2 separate regions of the Homo sapiens genome follow, and region 2 is linked to region 1. A link is a loop called in an ENCODE intact Hi-C map of the cell type or tissue named here. Cell type or tissue: heart right ventricle. All regions are shown on one strand. Links, peaks and the distances in the headings refer to the core of each region. The heading gives the core; the rest is flanking DNA. Region 1 overlaps FRMD3 (FERM domain containing 3). Region 2 overlaps FRMD3 (FERM domain containing 3).

The links. A loop is a pair of places that touch in the nucleus more often than their neighbours do. Peaks named below come from ENCODE experiments on the same cell type or tissue, not always from the same donor. Only the 100,000 strongest peaks of a DNase experiment are listed, where the experiment ranks them.
Region 2: a loop joins it to region 1, with 1.8 times the contacts of the local background. A loop is called at or near these places in 2 of 110 quality-filtered maps.

What each region holds. Positions count from the first base shown.
Region 1 is chr9:83,389,727-83,401,566 of GRCh38, forward strand. The region is part of intron 1 of FRMD3 (FERM domain containing 3); the gene reads right to left. Among named protein-coding and RNA genes, the nearest start is that of FRMD3, 140 kb to the right of the region's middle. In heart right ventricle, for the core only: no CTCF peak of the experiment used is centred there; no DNase peak of the experiment used is centred there.
Region 2 is chr9:83,438,340-83,450,179 of GRCh38, forward strand. The region is part of intron 1 of FRMD3 (FERM domain containing 3); the gene reads right to left. Among named protein-coding and RNA genes, the nearest start is that of FRMD3, 94 kb to the right of the region's middle. In heart right ventricle, for the core only: no CTCF peak of the experiment used is centred there; a DNase peak (open chromatin) is centred at 5,962; H3K27ac peaks cover 6,649 bases.

The DNA.
Region 1 (11,840 bases), core at 2,184-10,183:
TAAGTCTCAGCCAGAGCTCACCTTGTGCATTCACGTCCTCAGGGAGCCTTGTTCACCACCATGGGTCTATGTTCTGAAAAATAAATGTGCTCACTCCAGTCCCTGAAGAAGGGGCTTCCAAACTCTTTTAACCACAAATCCTCAATGATAAATACATTTTACATCATGAGCCATTACACACACACAAACACACACACACACACGGAACCAAAAGGACCCCAAAAAGAGCAGTCAAAATAATCCATATGCCATTTAATTTGTCTAATGCTATTTATGACTCAGAGTACTAATTTCACAACACAGTAACTTGTGGAGGTCCACAATTTGGAAACTCTCATGTAACACATACAACGGCCTAACTGCTTTTTCTAATTCCTCGGTACATATTCATTCATCCAGTTCTCACAATGATCCTACCAGGAAGGTTCTCATTTTATATCGGAGGAAACTGAGCCACAAAGAGGTTCAGTGACTTGCCCAAAGTCACACAACTTGAATGGAGCAGGACAGGATTTGAGCCAGGCCAACTGGCTGCAGTATGTGGGCTCCTTCCAAGCCACTTTGACCCCCTGGAGCAATCACGAGTCCACTGCAGCTCTGCCAGGAGGCAGCATCTGGTGAGAGTGGCAATGCTGTGAGTGGTAACTAAATTCCCTGGCTCTCAGCGGGAATGGTAGGGAACCTGCTTCCTTGGTCCTCAGAGCCACTGCATCCCTTCCATAAACCAACACAGAAAGGCAGTGTGGGAGATTCAGGGGAGCCCAGGACTAAGATCCAAAGACAGGCCTGTGTGACCTTGGGTAAACCCCTAGCTGTTTCTACTTCGGTAAAATAAGGTGGTTGGACTAGATTATTTCTAAGTTAGTTAGGTTATTTTTCCTTCTAAAATTCTACAAGTGAAAGATGTAACAGCCAAATCTGATTAACATAAATACCACTACAACAAAAATCTCTTCAGAGCAAAGACCCTTCTAAGCCCTCATCAGGATATCTGATAAGATTAATTTCTGCTTCAATCAAAGTCGCTGACAGACCCATGAAATGTTTTAGAGATGTGACCTATTAAAATATATGAAGAAATTAGAGGCATTAAGTGAGCTACTTTTTCAATCCACTAAAAATAATTTTGAAAGATCAGTTTGGTCTATGTTACATAATGATCTTTTCATTAAAGACCACTACCATTAACTCAGGAAGTTGGATGGGAAAGCCACACCCTCCAGCAAGATCTCCATTGACTACTCAAGACCTTGAGAGAAAAAAATGCTGCTGCAGACAATGCAGTGATTAGACAATGCAAGCGTGGCTGAAACAGGGGTCAATGCCTTCCAAAAAGCCTGGGATGCGCTGCACTGAGTGAAGGACGGGGGTTTATAAGCACATAGTGTGATATGAAACCTCCATTTTCCTGAAATCACTTTTGAGTTTGATTTTGAATAAGCTTCAAGTTTTTAACTTCCTTCCTGAGAAACCATCTGATATAGCTCAAAAGAGACAAAACATAAAAATGGAATTTGTTTTTAAATGTCTGTAATTGTTTTTTAATCCAGGAGTCTCAAATGACAAAGCTATACCTAACAGCTGAATTCAATGCCCAGAAAATAATCATTGGCTTTAGTTCCTTTTACACATATACTCTGTAATCCAATCATCTTTAAAAGGTTGCAGCATTATCCCCTCACCAAACATAACATAGGAGCTCATCATTTTATGATTGAATGGCAAAGCCCTCTTCATTAGGATGTACTATAGGGAAGTATTCCCTACCATATTCCAGATATGTGGGTCAAGGCAGTGCATTGTAATAATATGGGATTGAGCAGGCCTTGATTGTTCATGACAGATACTGCTGTCATTTTGCCCTAAAGAAGATGTACTCAACAGCACAACAAAGATTTTTTTTAAGGATTAAACACAGCAACCAATATACACCCTCCAGCAAGATCTCCATTGACTACTGAAGACCCTTGAGAGAAGAAAATGCTGCTGCAGACAACGCAGTGATTAGAGCAGGCAACCGTGGCTGAAACAGGGGCCAATGCCTTCCAAAAACCAGGTCAGGCCAATTCCCATGGTTCCAGACCACCAGGTGGATTCTAGGTCTTTGCTACTGAAGGTATAGCCTACAGATCAACACTATCACAGAGCAGCAGCCTCAGTCTCACCCAGGAGGGAGCCTGTTGGAGACAGAATCTCAGGCACTGCTCTAGCCCTGCTGCACCTGGTCTGCATTTTGGCAAAATCCCCAGTTAATTCGCATGCACATTGAAGTTTGAGAAGCATTGGTCCAGGAGGATTTCCACAACATGGGAAAAGCACAAAATTTTCCTTTCTCCAGGGACCACCACAAAGAAAAAAAAAAAAGCCCCTTTTCCTTGAGAATTGTCTCTTCCTTAACTCAGAAAAATCAGTCCTTTCCTGCCTTGGGTACACAAGCTGCCTCTGCCATTGTCAGGAGACATCAATAGCCCTTTGCAGTTCTGCCCTGGCCTCTGCACGTTGCCCAGCAAGCCTCACCACCCTGAGACCCTCCATGTCTCACTGCTTGGTGCCAAGGAAGTCAGCTTACAGTCCCACATTCTTCGCCTGGAAATCCGAAGTCTGTAAGCCATTTAAGTTCCCACTGTTGTCATTTTTGTCCCTTAAGCTCAGTTCTTGCACTAAACAAAAGCCTGCATACGCCCAGTACCAAAGGTTGGAAGAGCTGGTTCAGGAGTCAGGTGCATGAGGGGCAGAAGTCCAGCTACTGCCCATATACCTCACATCAGAAGAGAGACTGGGGAGTAAACAGTGGTTATGACCTGAACCTTCCACATGCTTCCTCCTGAACCTCCTGAAGATAGAGGTTCCTTCCCTGCGGCCTAAACCAGTGCCTGGCATGCTGGATGTTACCAGATGAATAAGAAGTCTTTCCTTTTTTCTCATGGAAAACATGAGGTCTGGGAACAGAAGGAAGCACTTTCCACAAGCCCGCACAGCACTAACAGAGAGCCCCGGGCGAGACAATAGCATCCTGGTATTGGCAGTTCCACAAATGTAGTGGAATTGGCCAACTTTCATGCATCTCTCTCAAGGTCTGTGTGCAGAAGTGGTTATCAAAGATTTCAAGTAAAAGGATTTCTTTTTAATGTCAGACTTTTGTTGATTCTCCCACAGGATAGCAGCTCTACGTGCAGTACTGATTGAGCAGAGAAAAAAAAATCAAGCAGCTAATTTAAATTCTTCAGAGCTGTTACCTAAATTATGTTTTATTAATCACAACAGTATTTAATACATGTGAAAAGTAGTAAGATATAAATGCGTGAGCAGGGTCTAATACAAAGATCAGTAGGATTTGATAATCTGTGCTTAAAATCCATATGTGCATAAGTATAGACTTTTGATGCTGTCTCTAAATGAGGTTGTATGGTCTCAGAAATGCACTGACAGGGTTGAAAGAATTTGTTCAACTACACAACTTAACTTGTGTCTCAATACTGGTCCTTATTATCTATAGTACACTGTGACTTGATTCTTTTTATAAATACTGTACTAAAATAATGTGAAGACAATTGCAATATTTTTAATGTGTTAAAATCTATAAGCCAATGCTAGCCAAGATGTGACCCATGGACTATGCCAGAACATGAACAGTGCATGACTGGTCCTCCAAGACAGCAGTCACCATCCTTTTTGGAACCAGGGACCAGTTTCACGGAAGATAATTTTTCCAACGACAGGGTGGTGGGATGGTTTCAGGATGATTCAGGCACCTAACATTTATTGTGCACTTTATTTCTATTATTATTATATTGTAATATATAAGGAAATAATTATACAATTTACCATAATGTAGACGCGGTGGGAGCCCTGAGCTTGTTTTCCTGCAACTAACTGGGGGTGGTGGGAGACAGTGACAGATCATCAGGCATTAGATTCTCATAAGGAGTGTGCAGCCTAGATCTCTCACCTGCACAGCTCACAATAGCTTTGCACTCCCATGAGAATCTAATGCTGCCGCTGATCTGACAGGAGGTGGAGCTCAGGTAGTACTGCGAGGGATGGGGAGCAGCTGTAAATACAGATGAAGCTTCTTGCTTGCCCGCAGCTCACCTACTGCTATGCAGCTCAGTTCTGAGGCCCGGGGATTGGATCCCCTACTCCAAAAAACAAGTGCAGAAATTAAGATCAATTTAATTCTATTGTGTGTGTGTTTTTGATTTTGTTTTTTTTTGTTGTTGTTGTTTTTTTTTACAAATATTGGTCCAAAGTAGACTGGAGGAATAAAAATCTAGTACTTGTGTCTCCCCACAGAGAGTTTGAGAGTTTGAGACTCTCTGATCTAAACTGTGCCACCAGGCTTGGGGGTTCTGTTTGGGATTTCTTTAGTCCACAAGCCCCAAAGTGTAAAAGGGGTTGTGTCCTCTCTCTCACCTTCTCTGCCCATTTTTCAGACAATTTTTAGTGTGCGTTGGATTGCTGAACCCCCTGCAATAATCTCATCTTCCCTCAGGGTGGAAAGTGTTAGTCTCCTGGGTATGGCAGGATACTTGGCATAATTCTGGGCATCTCAAAAGGCAAATTCTCTCCCTGGGCTACAGACTCACTGATATGGCAAACTAGGATCTATTTCAAAAGAATTTGTGTGAAACAATCACATGTCTGATTAGGGATGGCTGGGTAAGAGTGGGCTAACCCTTTTGAGAGAGTGAAAAAAAGTATTTAGTTACTCTGAATCTCTATCTCCTGGTCTGTAAACTCTACATAATGCAGTCTTTAATGGGTAACCTGTGTATTAAAGACAATGTTTGTAAATATCTTGTTGGACACACAGTAGCTGCTCAATAAATGACAGCTATATACTGTTGTTGTTTGTAATATGATGATTTTGTTTCTTCTGATGCCCACAGTACCTTCTCTTCAAAGGCTGCTGAGTGGACCAGAGTCAGTAGTAAGTCCCACCAAACACAGATGTCAGGAGAGCTTATCATTCTCTCACAGAACGGGTTGGATTTACCCCTTTACACCCTATGGAACCTAATTTTTACAATCACAAACTAGCCTACTTGTCAGAAAAGTCCACCTCTCCTCCCCACCCCAAAGTATGTACTAGGAAAACAGAAGATGCCACTGTGTTCTAATCTTGTTTTCACCACTCATCAGCTAAGTGGCCTTAAGAAAGTCACCAAATTCCTCTGAGACTGTTTCTCCTTCCATAATGGGAGAATAATGATGGTAACTTCCAGATGTATCCCCAATTAGATATTCTAAGGCTCATTCATGTATCTATTAAACACCTATTATGCACCAGGCATTGAGATAGGGATTATAAATAAGCAAAGAGTGAAACCTAGAAATTTATCATCTCACAGATCTTAAAATCCTGCCCTTTGTAAAATGTGAATGAATTTTGTAAACTGCAAAGTATTATACCAATGTTAGATGTCATTATTAATAATATTAAGAATAATCTTAATCTTAAATCTTTGTCTCAATTTTACAGATCCTTTTAGATATAAGGAAGTTAAGTGGAATAGTATTTGCCTCCCAGAACTGTCCTCTATAGATTTAAAAAAAAAAAAAAAAGGGAACAAAAAGACAAAGAACTCAATTCTTTTTTTTATTCATTTGAGTTTTATTTTACGTTCATGGGTACATGTGCAGGTTCGTTATACAGGTAAACTTGTGTCATGGGGGTTTGTTGTACAGATTATCTCATCACCCAGGTATTAAGCCTAGTACCCATTAGTAATTTTTTCTGATCCTCTCCCTCCTCCCACTCTCCACCCCCAACAAGTTTCCATGTCTGTTGTTCCCCTCTTTGTGTCCATGTGTTCTCATCATTTAGCTCCCACTTATAAGTGAGAACAGGTGGTATTTGGTTTTCTGTTCCTGCTTTAGTTTGCTAAGGATAACTTTCCTTGATTCTCTGCAGCCAACTGCTGATGATGCATTTACTTCAACTCCCAAGTTCAGCAGTAAAATTAAAACAACAATAAATTTGTGCTTAAAGAAAAAGAGCAAAGAAATCAATTGCCCAAGTCAGCAATAGCTTTTCTTCAATTAAAAAAAAAAAAAAGTCTGGCAGATTTCAGTCCCCAATTCCTAAAACTCCAAGCGAGGTTTTGTTCAGCCTTTTAGACATTGGTTAAGTGGAAAAAACAGTACCAACCCCAAAATACTGAATATATTGCTAAACAAGTTTAGAGTTTGGATAGCTACCTTTAGGGATGAAGGTATGAACATAGTAATAAGAACTACTATTCATTTAACACTTACTGTATATCAAGAACTTTGCTACATATTTTGCATTTGATCTCTTGACAACCCATTGGGGTAGTTAATATTCTCCTCATGTTACAGATGAGGAAAAATGAACTCAGAAATTCTGTGTTTGTTTACAGGGCTGTCAAACCGAGGTCTGACACCTATGCTGAATCTGTTCTAGGAACTCAGTTGGCCTATGTGTCCCCATTCTCTATGTGGAGAGAGAGGAAAACAACAATATGAGGATTTGGAAGCAATGTCAAGTTCTCCAATTACTAGAATTTGGACACTGGCAGGAAGGAGCACTGGGTTACCCACAACAACACCAGGCTGGGAAAAGGCAGTTTTATAAAATACAAAGCACATTATAATAGACTTCATTGGTTAACTGCTTAGCAACCATACATCCCTTTATCTTTCTTAAAGGAACCCAGATTTTCCTCAGGTATGCACATGCGTGTACACACATGCACGCACACACATGGTACAGGCATAAGCCTCAAGGAACTATGACCCAATCGCATCTGAGGGCTCTAGCTTGGTTGGTATGAGGGTAACCCCACCTCTCTTGTCTGATTGGTTCAGGAAAGGACACATGACCCAGCTTAGGCCAATGAGACATGAGGAATACTTTACGAGGGCTTCTGGGATAATTCTTATTTACTCTTCTGAAAGAGCTTCGAGAAGAGACTTGCCCTTCCCTCTGGACCATACACAGAGGTGCAGTGGGATTGAGGATGAAGCCGAAATATTCACAGAGAAATGGAGCCTGTGTCTGCAAACTGTCAATCAGTTAATGTGAATTTCCTTGGAGATGCCCATGAAATTCCTTATTATTTCAGCAAGTACAGATTGGCTTTTCTGTTTGTTGCACCCAACATTTTCACTCCGGAGAGAAGGTAAATCAATGCCTCAGGCCAAGAAGAGCTAAGAGAGAACAGTAATGCTGGTGTGAAACACAGTTGCAGAGATGGCTGACTGATGAGCCCGGGAGCAGTCCATTGACTCTACTCTTTGTTCTGCTGTGTTCTATTCAGTCAGCATAGTGTTAACTGAGCTGATCATGGCTGACTGATGAGCCCAGGAGCAGAGTCCATTGACTGCTGTGTTCTATCAGTCAGCATAGCGTTTTGGTGTTTTTGAATGGGGAGACTGCACATAAAATCTGGATGCTAGCTGCCCTTGAAAAGCTGGAGGGTGTGGAAGCTGGACCGTAAAGGTCTGGTTGGCTTCTCCTTTCCCTGAAAAATGAACTCTGCAGTCCACCACATTTCCGCCTTCCCTGTTGTCTTCCGCTTCTTCCATTTCCCTCAATTCCCTGATCACTGGAGGTATTTGAGTTTACAATCCCTAATCTGAGGCAATAACAGAGGTCTCAGAAAGCGATCCTTGAAAGAGCTTTCCTTGGAAGTACATCCTCAGAGCCAGGAAACATCCTCAGCGGACACAGCTTTGGGCTGCCCTCTAAAGCTGCCCAACAACTGGGGTCCTAGGACACAATGGAGGAAGAAAAACTTAATACAGAACAGAGACATGGGAGAGGCTCGCTGGAATGAGGGAAGCAGGCAAGGGCCAGAGGAGTTGGAAGCACAGCCCCAGGATGGTGGGAACAGTTTGCTCTGGGGTTGGCACTGTTCCTCCAGGACCCCTCTATGATAAACAGAAGTGGGAGCTGTGAGGCCTCATTTCCTAATTATGAGGGTTGTGAGGTTCTTGTTCAAAGGGCTCTGTTGCTTGGCACCTTATGCCTGCAGAAGTTGCTTTTGAGAAGGGACAGCCTTCATAAATGTACATCTGGGAAAGAACAGAATTGTCTCTGGTGATTCTTCTACCTGGAAGGAAGAATCCAATCATCTGAATGCCCAGAAACTCCATGAGGAGCTTCAAACCAATTACAAGGCCCTTAACAGCAACTAAATGCTCAGTTTGCTGCTAGGATTATGTCTTCTAGGGACAGATGGATACATTTCTCTGGTGAATTAAGGGCCTTGATTCATTTACCTTCATAGGCAGATGAATACAGAATAGTAATGAGAAACTGGTGAACTAAATAGTTCTGCTTTTATTGTCAAGGACAAGCATTTATTAATATAAGAAAGATTGTAGCTTGATTGAACAACATAAAAGTGCTCTGTTAATATTCTGCTATAAAAAAACTCAAGCCTATTTGTGTAAATTCACACATTTTGTTATGTTAGGGACCACAGCTTTAACAAAAACTGCATCTCTTTAATAAGAAAACCTTTATTAAACAGCAAGTAATATATTGCTTTGTTAACAGTAACTGGTACTATTACAAACAGTAACTGGCATTCTTCCTATTGCAAACAGTAACTAGTATTAGATATTACGCTGTGATATATATTCAGAAAATTACATCATCCCAAGAATATGAGAGAAATATTAAAGCTATTTAAATGGGAGATAAATGTAAAGAAAAACAAGAATAGAGGAACCTCTCATGGTTGAATCTGTGGTTCTCACACAGAAATTAAAAGTTTCTTTGATTTGTGTTATCCAAATATTTTCAAATGTATGGAAGATAAACCCAAGATTTGGGAAAAATGAAATATGCCTAATGCTAAATGACGAGTTAATGGGTGCAGCACACCAACATGGCACATGTATACATACATAACAAACCTGCACGTTGTGCACATGTACCCTAAAACTTAAAGTATAATAATAATAAAATTTTTAAAAGAAGAAAGAAATATGTAATTCTGAATACATATCTGTTTTAGAGTAATAATTAGTAGCTAAAGCTAAGATAATTGCAAATACAGGCAAATTTTATTAAAGGCGTTTTTGTGCCCAGTAAGTATTCATAAGTTGGTGGAGGATTATGACTATAGTAGTGACCTAAAAAACAGAAAATAACAACAAAAACAATACCAGGGCCAGCTACCCATGAGGGAAACAAAATCAATAGTTGCCTGAAAGTGAGCACTGGATACAAAAACAAAGGCAAGACACAAACAGCCACCTTACCCAGCCAGGCCCAATGGTAGAGAATGAAAACCCAACTGCTTATCTAATGCCCATGGTAGCCCCTACACACTATGAGAAGATAGACATACAGTCAACATCACAGCAAGAGGCTTAATAGTATTAAAGCTAGAGAAGTCAAAAGGGTCCTAAGGAAGAAAGACAAAGAAATAGTGCATCCAGGAGAAGATGAAGCAGCCAGAATACGTTGGTCAGTTTTTCATCTGAATCCTAAACAGTGTCTTCTGAAGGAGTGTCACAGTTGAATAATCAGTCAAGGTAGCTTGGAGTTAGTAACGTTTGCCTCTTTTTGTTTCTCTTCTGGGTGTTTTCTGCCTCCATTACCTCTACTGCGTACTGTGGCTTTCATTCTAAAAGATGCCTTGTGTATCTGTTCCTAGTCATTCGGTCATTTCTGTTCTGACTGGCACACAGGTCCATCCCAATGCTCAGGGAATCATATTTGATTTGTCAGCTCTTCTTAGCAGTTTTTGCCACAGCCTGTGCTCAAAAGGTTCTTTCTTCTCCATCTTTTTCTTCTTCTTGTTCCAGATTTTCGTGCCAGGTCCAGCTCTTCAAAGCACTCACATCAGAATAATCTAGACATTTTACAAGTTGAATCTTTTCTATGATTTTAACAAAGTGAGTTTTTTTCTTCATGCTAAGGCTAAGGCTCAAAGAAGCTAATTAACTTATCCAAAGTCAACAGAGCTAGAAACTGGCAGAGTAAATATTTAAACCTGGGACTGCTATATTTGGTTATTATAACCACATTTTTTAATTGTTAAAAAGAAATAAATAACTTCCTCAACTTGATAAAGAACGTCTACCACATTTTAAAATTGTTAAAAAGAAATAAATAACTTCCTCAACTTGATAAAGAATGTCTATTAAAACTATACAGCTAACATCATACTTAATAGTGAGAAACTAGATGTGTTTCCCTTAAAACAGGGAACAAGGCAAAGATGTCCTCTCTTACCACTTCTTTTCAACACCATACTGGAAGTCCTAGCTAATGCAGTAACACAAGACAAGAAAGAAAAAAGAAGAGAAAAGAAAAGACAGGAGAGGAGAAGAGAGAAAAGAAAAGAAAAAGGTATGCAGATTGGGAAGGAAGAAATAAAAATTTCTTTGTCTGCAGATGACATCAGATGTTCTCATTGTCTATGTAAAAAATATCAAAGAATCTACCAAAAAAACCCACTCCTAGAATTAATAAACTAATAAATGCAATGTTGCAGGACATAAAGCTAACATACAAAAATAAATTGTTTTCCTATAGACCAGCAATGAACAATTGAAAGTTGAAATTAAAAACAAAAGACCATTTATATTAGCACCCCAAAAAATGAAATACTTAGGGATAACTCTAACAAAATATGTACAAAATCTATATCAGGAAAACTACCAAAATTTGGATGAAAGAAATAAAAGATCTAAATAAATGGATATTCTAGTACCCATGAACAGAATAGAAAAACTCAATATTGTCAAGATGTCAGTTCTTTTCAATTTATTCTATAGATTCAATGCAAGCTCCATCAAAATCCCAGTGGGATATTGACAGTCAGATTCTGATGTTTTGTGAAAAGGCAAAAGATTTAGAGTGGCCAACACAGTATTGATGACAAACAATGTCAGAGGACTGATGCTACCCAGCTTCAAGACTTACTATAAAGTTACAGTGATGAAGGCAATGTGGTATTAGCAAAATAATAGGCAAATAGAAAAATGAAACACAATAGAGAACCCAGAAATAGACTCACACAAATATAGTCAACTGATTTCTGACAAAAAGTCCCCAAAGGATAAAATATATATTTTTAAGTTATCCTGACCACAGTAGCTGAGACAAGATTTTAAGCAAAGTGCTTTCAGAAATGAGCTATCTTTATTAATCAATGCTTCCTGAACTTAAGTACATCTTCATTTAATATCTGCTTCTTTTTCTTAGTATAGTCTGTGATCTGGAATATTTGCTTCTCTAACAAGCCTTGTGAAACAGAAAGGCCAAACTCTCTGGGATTCACCATCTCCTTGAGCCACATCAGGAGATGCTAGCATCACCTCCTCTTCTTCTCAGATTCCTAATTAACAAGCATTCACTTAGAACTTCCTTAGTGCCTGGTTCTATGTACTATATTTAGATTACCTCAACTATTCATTGGATTTCATCCACGTAAGCCCCAGGAGCTAATTGCGTTCCCATTTTCAAGAAGAGGAAGATAAAACTTAGGGTGGCTGAATAACTTGACCAAGGTCACATGGCAAGCAAATGGCAAAATGCCAGGTTTGAACTCAGGTCTCTCAGAGTCCAGAAAGAAAAGACTAGAATTATTAACCGTTAGCGAGCAGTACAATGTTCAGATTTTTAAAAGTAGAATCACAGAATGTTGGAGTTGGAAGGTACTATAGAGATAATCTTATCCAAACTCTTCATCTCAGAAATGGGGAAACTGAGACCCAGAGAATTTTAGATGAAATAATACAAATTAGTGCTGGAATTAAGATTTCAAATCAAGAGCTGGAGCCAAGATATATCAGTCAGGATAGGCTAGATTAAGCTGCAGTAACAAAGAATTCCAAAAGGTCAGTGAGTTAAC
Region 2 (11,840 bases), core at 2,267-10,266, 49 kb after region 1:
TCGACACGGTATTTAGGGAGAGTCACAAACTCTTTCTTTCTACCCACTCTACCTGTCTCAGAAGAGAGTTTTTTTTTTGTTTTGTTTTGTTTTGTTTTGAGATGGAGTCTTACTCTCTCGCCCAGGCTGGAGTGCAATGGCACAATCTTGGCTCACCACAAGCCATTTTCTTGCCTCAGCCTCCCGAGTAGCTGGGATTACAGGTGCCTGTCACCATGCCCAGCTAATTTTTGTATTTTTAGTAGAGACAGGGTTTCACCATATTGGCCAGGCTGTTCTCGAACTCCTAACCTCAGGTGATCCACCCGCCTCTGCCTCCCAAAGTGCTGAGATTACAGGCGTGAGCCACCGCATCCAGCAAAGAGAATATTTTCTCCACACAGATGTACGATCAGATCTGACCCAGGGCAGAGCCCCTAAATTAGGCCAAACAACCTCGCTGGGTGCAATAGGTAGAAATAGTCTTCCCTGCTGTGTGTGTTCTGTGCGTCCTACAGCTGAGAGGGCCATGAGAAGTTGTTCCCACCTCTGTGCTGCACCTCAGCATAGCCTTCCTCCCACAAAACAAATGGCTGCCGTAGGTCTCTCTCCAGAGAAAGAAAACCCTTCTGGAGGAAGGAAGGAGAGGCCTGAAAACCCTCACCTCTTTTGCAGGAGCTGCACCTCCATACCCATGTGAAGTTCCTTTAAAAAGGCATCTGTGAGGGGACACTGCTCACCTGGACATGCCTATTCTGAGTCCCAGAGTCTTGACACTCATCACCAAATGGGGGCCACACCCAGCCCAGGAAACTACATATAATAATTTATCTTTCGCTTAACACTTGATGAACATGGTTAAATATTGTTTGGGCCATGAAAGCCATAAAACATTTAATGTCCATAAATGGATAGGGTCCATACAGGCTCCAGAGAGAGTTAGGACATTGGTTTCTAATTCTTCATCCTTGAGGACATGGTAACAACCCATGACCAATGGCCAAGGGAAGCTCCCTATAATGACTGAGTCTGGAGCCTTTTCTCTCAGTTACCACATGGAACATTTCTTCTTCACAACTGGTTTGCTCTGAGGAGCCTACTGATGGCTTGCAATGGGCCAGGGAAAGCATTCAGTCTTCACTGGTTACAGCCAACTGGATGGTTACAGAACTCCAAAGCACCTATCCTCCTAATGTGACCCTTCTATGTCCGCCATCTTTCTTGTAGTTGGCTTCTTTATGCAGCAGCAGCACATTGCTGAGTGGAGAGGAAAGACGAAACCCCATTTTAGCAGAAATTCTCACTTTCTATTTGGCAGGCAGTTGAAAATGGGTTCTCTGTTTGCAGAAACATCCTGAACACATCATTAGATACATATTATGATTATTTTATTAGTAGATACAGACAAGATCACAAAGAGCTATGTGCCTTGCCCAAAGTGTTTAAACTTTCCCTGTGGGCAATGACAAGCCATCAGAAGATATTTAGCCAGTGAGTGACAGTAAGTTAGCAGTAAGCAGTAAGTAAACAAAGATAATGCTAGCAGTTATAAAATAAAATAAGGAGAAACTGGTAGAAAGACTAGATATAATACTAATCTATATTAAATATATTTCATTATATTCAGGAATTTTTCAAGCAGGGAACTGCTTTCCAAGATCCATCTCAAGGTCTCAAAACACACACTTCCAGCTTGGTGGCACTACCTCCCTGACAATAGCCATTACAAAAACCAGAAGAAGTCTTGGGCATCAGTAAGTTTGTTGGTGCAGACTGCTGCCCAAGAGGATTCTCTGGTTTCTACCAGCAGAGGAAACCAGACCCAATTTCTTTGTAGCCAGTGGTCCTATGCCTGGGTCATTTCTAAGGTCAGAAGAGCACTTCACCTATACTCTAATTCTGAAATCCAAGTCATGTTCAAGGCACTTATTGGACCAAACTGTCATTTAGATTAATAGAACACAAAGCTCCCCTTGTAAATACAAATGTAATCAATACATCAGTGATCAGTGTAATAGTCATGTGGTAGTCCCTATAATCCAATGTCCAAAGAGAGTAATGGTCCAGTTTCTGACTGGTCCAGTGGATCCCTAATTCTTCTTCTGTCACTTCTGGGCTCTGGACTGTCCATATCATATCCCTAAAGACATGACTCAATAGATCAGCTCCCAGCTGGACCACTCCCACAGGGCCATCAGCAATTGTCACCCCCAGCCTCCAGGGCAATATACAACACTGCATAAAAAATGATCACAGGACGAGGGGCAACATTACTATCCAATTCTTCATTTGTTCAGTTGGGGAAGAAAGGGAACACCTACGCTATCAAAGGCAGTGTAACAGAGAGGGAAGCACACTCATTTAGTTAGCAGACAGACTGGATTCCAATCTGAGCCTTGTGTTTCCATGGGCAATTTGCCTGACCTCTCTGAATCCGTTTTCTTATCTATCAGATAGGAATAGGGGCCTGTGCCTTGCATAATTGAGGTAAAGATTACAGATGGTATATGTGAGGCATGTAACGCAGAGTCTGACGCCAGGAGGTGTGGGGGCCATTAGGGCTGCATTCTGGTTCTCCTCTCCTTCAGGCACAGGACGGAATTGTGCTTTCCAGCTCCATTTGCAGTAGGTCTTGGCCATGAGACTTGTTTCGGCCAATGAAGCTTAAAGAGCCAGTGAGAGACTCACCACACACCCTTCCCTCTACTGTGGTGGTCATGGTAGCATGCAAGATAAAGCCTCCATCATTCAGGGTCACTGTGTGACCACGATCAGAAGAATGCCCCAACAGACCCTCATGGAACATTACAGCCCGAACAAGAAAATCAATGTTCTATGCGGCTACTGAGCTGTGAGGGGTTCTGGTCACTGCAGCATCACCTATCCCCTGCTGACCGAGAGACTAAGTACCCAGTGAAGTCTAGATAATGTGAATTTTGTTTTTGTTATTTCAAAATATCACCTTTGAAAAGAACGTGGGAATGCCTGAGAAGTCAGATTCCGACTGAACGGATCCCAAGGTTGATCCCAAGGCAATTCACCAGTCGAGGATCCTGACACATTAGTTATTTAGACTTAAAAGGAGAAAAAATAAATAATCTCAGCTCCTGGATCTAAATGATGCCTCCATGAATTAAGGATTTAAAAAGTCACATTGAGCCAAGTAGATAAATACACAAAAGAGTCTCTACAGATTAAAAGCTCAAGGGCACTGGACCCCAGCCAGAATGATCATAATCCAAGAATCCAGGTCAACAGTCCTGGAAAATTACTCTTAAGTATTTCCAGCATTTAAAACTCCTCAATGGACTAGAAAACATCTGTTTCCTAATCTAGTGGAAAAAAGCCTCATTGCTAAATAGTAGGCAGCACCCCCAAGCATGAAATTCATTGCCATTTTCCTGGGCAAAAACAAACACACACATTAACCCTCCCTCGGTTGTTATCTGCGGACGCCACCAGCTTTAGATGCCATGACAGAAAGGGAGGTATGTTTTCTTCCTGCCTTTACATACAAACAGAGAACAGAATCCTTTGCTTTCCTTGAAACTGCCAAAAAAAGGCCAGTATGAACTCCAAAGCACCAGCATCCATTTCTTTACAGACATTTTAGGCAGAAAATGAAATATGTCGGACTACTGAATAAATATAATCTGTTTCCTTTGGCATTGACCTAGTACAGCATAAAGAACGTGCGCACTAAAGCCCGACACATCTTTCAAATTGATAGAATTCAAATCCTGTCTTTACCACTTATCAGCCGAGTGATCTTAGATGCGTCACCCTCTCTGAGACTCAGTTTGCTCAGATTTGGAATAACACTGACAATAACAGCTACCACTGGTGAGAGTCTACTAGTGCCAGATGTAAGAGCTTTGTGTACATTCAATCTTTAAGTCCTTACAAAAACCACATAAAGGGTGGTTTATACAGATCTTTTTTTTTTTTTTTTTTTTTGAGACAGAGTCTTGTTCTGTTGCCCAGGCTGGAGTGCAGTGGTGCGATCTCAGCTCACTGCAGCCTCCACCTCCTGGGTTCAAGCAATTCTCCTGCCTCAGCCTCCCAAGTAACTGGGACTACAGGTGTACACCAGCACACCTGGCTAATTTTTGTATTTTTAGTAGAGACGGGGTTTCACCATGTTGGCCAGGCTGGTCTCCAACTCCTGACCTCAAGTGATCCACCCACCTCGGCCTCCCAAAGTGCTGGGATTACACATGGAACTTACACAGGAGAAAAATAAGGTTCTAAACTAATAGGGAGGAAAGCCAACGTATAAAATTGGATCTGTCTGACTCCTGAGCCTGAGCACTGAATCCTCAGTGGAGGGGGGGTACATTCCCCCTCCACGACCACCCCACCCCCAACCCCAGACCACCTCTTGGGGTAATAGTAATCACAGCGTGCAGGGTGAAACAGCAGCACAGTCCCTCACACAGAGTCCACATACATCCTGTGTGAGTTACCTCCCTTTCATCTCCCCTCTCCTCCCCATCTCATTCTGTTCCTTTCACATTTCCACATTTTTCCAAATGCTTTGATATTCCTTCTAAACCAAAAGTCTTCAGTAGTCATAAAAAGACTTCTGCAACATGTCTTATGTTCATACTAATCTATACTTATGTCTTATGTTCATACTAAACTTTTCATTAATCTATGGAGATATGAATGTCAACATAAAAATACATATGGCCTTAGATGTGTATGTATAGATATAAATATAGAAATAGTGGAAGGAAATGTTAGCAATGAATATCACTGTATGGGGAATCATAAATGATTCTTATTATCTTTCACTTTTTTTGTATTGCATCTGGTGAGAGTATGTTTCTTTTTTTATTATACTTTAAGTTCTATACATGTGCACAATGTGCAGGTTTGTTACATATGCATACATGTGCCATGTTGGTTTGCAGCACCCATTAACTTGTCATTTACATTAGGTATTTCTCCTAATGCTATCCCTCCCCTACGCCCCCACTCCACAACAGGCCCCAGTATGTGATGTACCCCGCCCTGTATCGAAGTGTTCTCATTGTTCAATTCCCACCTATGAGTGAGAACATGCGGTGTTTGGTTTTCCATCCTTGCGATAGTTTGCTCAGAATGATGGTTTCCAGCTTCACCCATGTCGCTACAAAGGACATGAACTCATCCTTTTTTATGGCTGCATAGCATTCCATGGTGCATATGTGCCATATTTTCTTAATCCAGTCTGTCATTGATGGACATTTGGGTTGGTTCCAAGTCTTTGCTATTGTGAATAGTGCCGCAATAAACATACATGTGCATGTGTCTTTATAGTAGCATGATTTATAATCCTTTGGGTATATACCCAGTAATGGGATCGCTGGGTCAGATGGTATTTCTAGTTCCAGATCCTCGAGGAATCGCCACACTGTCCCCCACAATTGTTGAAGCAGTCTACACTCCCACCAACAGTGTAAAAGCGCTCCTATTTCTCCACATCCTCTCCAGCACCTGTTGTTTCCTGACTTTTTAATGATCGCCATTCCAACTGGTGTGAGATGGCATCTCATTGTGGTGAGAGTATGTTTCTTTGGCAAGCAGGAAACACTAGATATTTTTCAAAATCATGGAAGGAGACCACTGTGCTCTTTTTAATTTTTTTCAATATTTGCATGTATTGCTTCCAGAATAAACAAGGGTCATTCAGTCACTACAATTATATTTCTTTTATTTTTGCTTCCTTTTTAACATGTTCAAATGTTACAATTAATGCACAGAAAAAACATCTACTTCACACTTAGTGCTGGTGATGTTCCTTCAACATTGTGAACAGGCAACTGTAGCCACAGTGGGCCTGTGATGACAAGCATGACTCCAGCACAAGACAGGGAGACCCAGAAGCAGGGCCATTAGACCTGTTCACATGGGAGATGCGGGCTAGACCTGGGCTCAGAGCCAGGCCCAGCCAAGCTCCTCCTGACCAGCCAATGACCTCCCTGACCCCGCCCTTTCCCAAAGTGGCCATTTTTACACATAAAACCAAGCTTAGGTCTGGCTTGGTTCCCACATCCCTAGTAATGGCTGGTGATTATCTCAGACAGTCGGGGCTGCCCAGATTGCCTTGGAAAATTCATGCCAGGAATAAGCTAAGTCTCCTCCTCTTCAAATCTTTCCAGGCAAAATAGAAAGCATGTGTGCTATCTTCGGAGTTTCCTTCAAATTTCATGTTTCCTTTGGCTCTGCAGAAGTGAAGTTAGTTCTCCCTGTCCCAAAACAGGACGAAAATGGCCACAGAATGCTGTGTACTTGAATCACATTGACCCAAAGTGATCACCTACCAGGCTACCACTAACATCAGGTTCTAGAGGTCCTATGCCCTCAGCTTTAAGCAAGAACCTGAAAAGCAACAACAGGCTAAAAATTTGCTTCTGCCTTTGCTGTAAGATGCTCTTGAGGGTGCTGTTGTTTCCATCACCTATTTTCTTGTGCAGCCCCAAGTTGGAGTTAAGACTGAGAAATCCTTGTCTTCCACGGGAACTGATGGATTTTCTCTCTCATGGATAAATTACATTTCCCTTTTCAAGTTGCTTCCAGGAAGTTCAAAGCCAAATGCATGATCCTGCAACAACTATGCCAAGTCATACAGCCTCAATACCTGTGGTTGGCTCTTTCCCGTAGTCTCAACATTTCATTTACTTTATATTTACCCTTATTCTTACTTTATACTATTTCTTAAGACTTTACTCGGCACCACCTATTAGCCAACTCAAATCCTGTGTAAAATCTATTAGATATAAATTAATAAGGCTGAGCACAGTGGCTCACGCCTGTAATCCCAATGCTTTGGGAGGCCAAAGAGGTCAGATCACTTGAAGTCAGGAGTTCAAGACTAGCCTAGCCAACATGGTGAAACCCCGTCTCTACTAAAAATACAAAAATTAGCTGGGTGTGGTGGCAGGTGCTTGAACCCAGGAGGCGGAGGTTGCAGTGAGCCGAGATCACACCACTGCACTCCAGCCTGGGTGACAGAGCTAGACCCTATCTCAAAAATAAATAGATAGATAGATAGATAGATAGATAGATAGATAGATAGACAGATAGATAAGATACTGCTGGCTGACAGCAGCCACACCAGAGGCATGCCATCCAGAAGATATGCTCCAAAGGGCACCGGAAGGGGCCTCTCTTTTTCCCACCACACTCTAGTCTCAGCTGCATGACAGCTCACATTTTAAATTCATTCATCTAGCAAAACTGGCTTTCTCCTATTCTTAGGAGTAAAGCAAATATACTTAGGAAGGATGCCTCCTTATTTATCCTTGCAAATAAGTTTATTATGATCTTGTTTAATCATACATAGCTAAGCACAGGTGTGGATTTAGGAAAATAGACACTAAGAGAAAGGACAATTGAGTTTGATGAAAGATTTAAGGAATGTTTGAGGATTAGGAATGTTTGCACTTTGAGGAATTGCTTTTCTGAGACAAGCAAGCTTGTAAGTGAAAAGGCTACTTGATATAAGAAAAGGGGTGAGAACAGAATTCACTCTACCTACTTCACAATTTGGAATAAACACCCAAACCAAAGCCTAAGAGTCTGTGGTGAGGGTTTGCTGTGTATAGTAGCCAGCACTTCACAGCATTTCAGAGTTCACAAGGAGCTCTCTTCAGATATTATCTCATTTAATCTTCAGAATGACCCTGTATGTTTCTGTTATTCTCCTTACTCCATAAATATGAGAACTGTGGCTCAGAGAGGTTAGTCACTTGTCCCAAGAGTACACAACTATTCAGTGGCAGAGGGAAGACAAAAACACAGATCCCTTCCATTAGAACATGGTCACTAGGGCCAATCTGAGCCGTATCCATATCGTGTGTATGCAGCACAACAGCAAGAAAGAACAGCCGGGCCAGCCCCCGGCCTCGAGCTTGCCGGGAGATGAAGTGTGTGAGATCTGATTCCAGCAGCCCTTCTGCCAGAGCCCAGCGGCCTTCATACCACACAGTCTGCCTTTGGGTAACCCTAACAGGTCTCCAAACAAAACTATAACTGACACTCGAAAATGAAAACCTCTGTTGGCCGGGCGCGGTGGCTCACGCATGTAATCCCAGCACTTTCGGAGGCCGAGGCGGGCGGATCACAAGGTCAGGAAATCAAGACCATCCTGGCTAACACGGTGAAACCCCGTCTCTACTAAAAATACAAAAAATTAGCCGGGCGCGGTGGCGGGCGCCTGTAGTCCCAGCTACTCGGGAGGCTGAGGCAGGAGAATGGCGTGAAACGGGGAGGCAGAGCTTGCAGTGAGCCGAGATCGCGCCACTGCACTCCAGCCTGGGCGACAGAGCAAGACTCGGTCTCAAAAAAAAAAAAAAAAAAAAAGGAAACCTCTGTCTGCTGCGACGTCCACACGGAAGAAAAGATGAGATTTGCCAAGTAGAAAAGAAAAGATTTGCCAAGTAGGAAAGTCTTTTTCTTGTACTTTACACCAATTGTTCTTCCTTTACTCTGCATATATGAAAGTGTTTCTGGGGCACTTGAGTATGGGGTGCTAAATTTACGGATTCTAAATGTTCTAATTTATTTATAATCGAGTATATGTGAAATGAGAAGAAAATGCAACTCTCAACAACAAATTACACCTTCCTCCCACACCACTCATCAACCTCAAAGCCCTCCTCCTCACAGACAGCAGATCAGGGTTTTTGTTTTGTTTTGTTTTGTTTTGTTTTGTTTTGTTTTGTTTTGTTTTGTTTGAGACAGAGTCTTGCCTTGTCACCCAGGCTGGGCTGCAGTGGCGCCATCTCGGCTCACTGCAAGCTCTGCCTCCCTGGTTCAAGCGATTCTCCTGCCTCAGCCTCCCGAGTAGCTGGGATTACAGGCATGCGCCACCACGCACAGCTAATTTTTTGTATTTTTAGTAGAGACAGGGTTTCATCATGTTGGCTAGGCTGGTCTCACACTCCTGACCTTGTGATCTGCCCACCTCGGCCTCCCAAAGTGCTGGGATTACAGGCGTGAGCCACCGCGCCCGGCCAGATCAGGGTTTCTAAGTCCCCATGTTTGAGGAGCTCCTGCAATGACAGCAGGGAAACTGCCCTCCCATCCAGTGTGGCCCTGTTGGGGACAGGGGCCCTAGCCAGCACCAACCAGAGATAAATCCAAACCTCGATGAGACACAATAGGCAATCAGACCTTTCAGAGGAGCCAGGCTGGATGCGGGCCAGCCGTAGGCCCGAGGCACTGTGATGGCTCAGGTGAGTTCTGTCATGGGGGCAGTGAGGGGACCTGCAGTCAGAATTGGCAGCGACCCGGCCACCGATGACAGCCTGAAGCACAGGAGGTCAAGGGTCAGCCCAGAGCAGGCAGACAGGCCCAGGGAGGGCACTTGTTACCATCGGCAATGGAGGAGACCAGAGAGGGCACAGAGGCCAGAAAATCCAGCAATAGATTTTCCAGCACAGGGTAGGAGCTCCTGAACTAAAAGACAGAAGTCAGGATGTCAAATCCTAACACCACCATGTTCTGGCCGAGTCACCTCAAATAAAATATTTGTCCTCATTGTGCCCAAGTTTCTTAATTTAAAAAATAAGAGTAAGAGACCCAGTTCACAGGATTGCTGTGAGAATTAAATGAGATATTATTTATTAAAATGCCAATGCATTATCTGGCACATAACAGGTGCTCCATAAATGTGTCTTTTTCTCTTAAGACTCTACTGGAAGTCACAAGTGCTCCATGCCCCAAACTAAATAAAATGCCAGATGTAGATCTGTTTTGCTTCTCTTCTTTTCTTTGTTAGTTTGAGTACCTAAAGTTGGTGCTTCAGTGTATGAGAGTCCAATTTCAACATTACTTCCCCTGCTGCATCCTTCATGCCTTTCTAATCTTCCTATAGGCATTCTTAAATACACTTCTCTAAGAAACAGTATATTACCTACTTCAAAATATTATAATATTTGATGAGGGGCATACCCACCTCTGCCACAGTCCCCACCGCTCCCTATTGTCTCACTCCTGGCCCTATCTAAATAGAGGTGAAGAGCAACAGCACATATGGCCCATCCCAACCCTATCATGGCATCATACAGCTATGATTCCATGAGGACTACCCCACTGCTGAGGTTGAATATAGTTCCGTGGCAGCAGAGCCTAACCCAGCAGAGCAGCGGTAAGGCCTCAGGTGGCACCGGGCAAGTGGTAGCCTTGGCAAGGTAGGGAGGGAAAATAGAGGTGCATTTGCAGTCTTCCAGGGGTGGCCAATACAGGTAGCAAGTCAGCACCAGCTCGGTTTCCAAAGCTCCACTGTATCTCAGAAGAGAAACAATTACTCAGGAAAATCAAGGCCTCTGAGCCACTCTCCATTCCCCTCCCTAAGACCACAGAGCGGGAAAAAAAAATGCTTGAAAGCAGATCTGATTTTCAAGCTTCCACTCTGCTTTCGCTAAGATGATTTAAGCTAGCCAAACCTTCAAAGCCTCTAGCCTCCACAAATTTCACGTTACCTTGGCAGCAGTGGGGAGAGCAGTGACCAACAGTTACCTCTTCGAATGCTTTTCAGCTTTATTGTTACGGTTGGAAGAAGTCAAGTCAGAGCATACCTAGACAGCAACCTCATTGCAAATTCCCAGGCCTCCTTCAGCCTGTGGCCTTGCTCAGCTCTCTGTGATGTAGCAAAATGGGCCTTGGGGGTCTTATCTGTATGAAACATGCTGTGTTTGAGAGTGGACAGCTTGCTGAGCCATTGCAGAGGGCAAGGAGATCAGGAAGCAAAACAGCATTCACGGAGGGGATGTCCTAGGGGTCTCACTGGAGGCTCTCAGGGGCCAGGGATGATATTCAAAATATTTAACAACAAAGGAAGGCAAGAGAGGACCACCAAATCAAAATGATTGCCCCACCAGTCTGGACTCCGGTATGTCGCACCAACAGCCCATGGAGAAAGTAATGTTATTATCCACATTTTACAATTTTGAAAACCTAACACAGAACTCACGAACAGCTCTACGAGCTTCCATCTGGTCTGCTGAGAGGCCTGCCCACTGCCTCCGGGAAGACAGAATGAGGCCAGTGAACAGCTGTAAAATATCTTTTAGAAGAAGGACATCTGGTCTGGTCCTGGGATCACATAAGCTTCCTGGTTGAACTCTGAGGTCATGGGGTTTATTGTATTTACATGAAGAGCCATATTTTCACCAGAATCATAATGCCATCAAATTGGAGGACAGGACTTCAGAAATCACAGTGAGGTTTCTGCAGGCTAGTGACAGAGCTGGGTCCAGAACCCAGGCCTCTGGCTCCCACTCTGAGAACCTTCAGGCCACAGATGCACCCCTGCTCAGGCCCTTCTGATGTCTGTGGCATTGCACAGTTTGCCAAGCTCAGCTTTGCCAGAGGTGAAAACAGATGCAGAGGTATCTCAGCTCTAGACTCATGTTTGTTGATTGGACATTATAACCAAGTGATGGACTTGATCTCAGAAGCTCCTATGAAGATTCAGGAATTGAAAGTTGGACTGAGGGTAAGGAAGGGCAGTATGTTAAGATTGGAAACTCATGTATTTTCAAAATGATCAAATTGAGGCACTGTACCCTGTAATGTATGGAAATACTCTCATGTTGATCCAGCTGTTCGATTAAGAGAGTGCACTTGAAGCACTTAACTGGGTGCATTTCATGCCTCAATAACTTTTTTTTTAAAAAGGCAAAGCCATAATCTGTTTATTCTTCACATTGAATGCCCCTCTAAAAAGCCTAAGCTGAAATTTAAAGATATTTACAGAAGCACCCATAAAGAAAAATAACCAAGCCTGCGCCACCCAACTGACAGTTTTTTAAAGCTTAAGCAAGAAAATTAGACGGCAAAGCCTGGAATGCCTGCCCCACCTCCAGGAG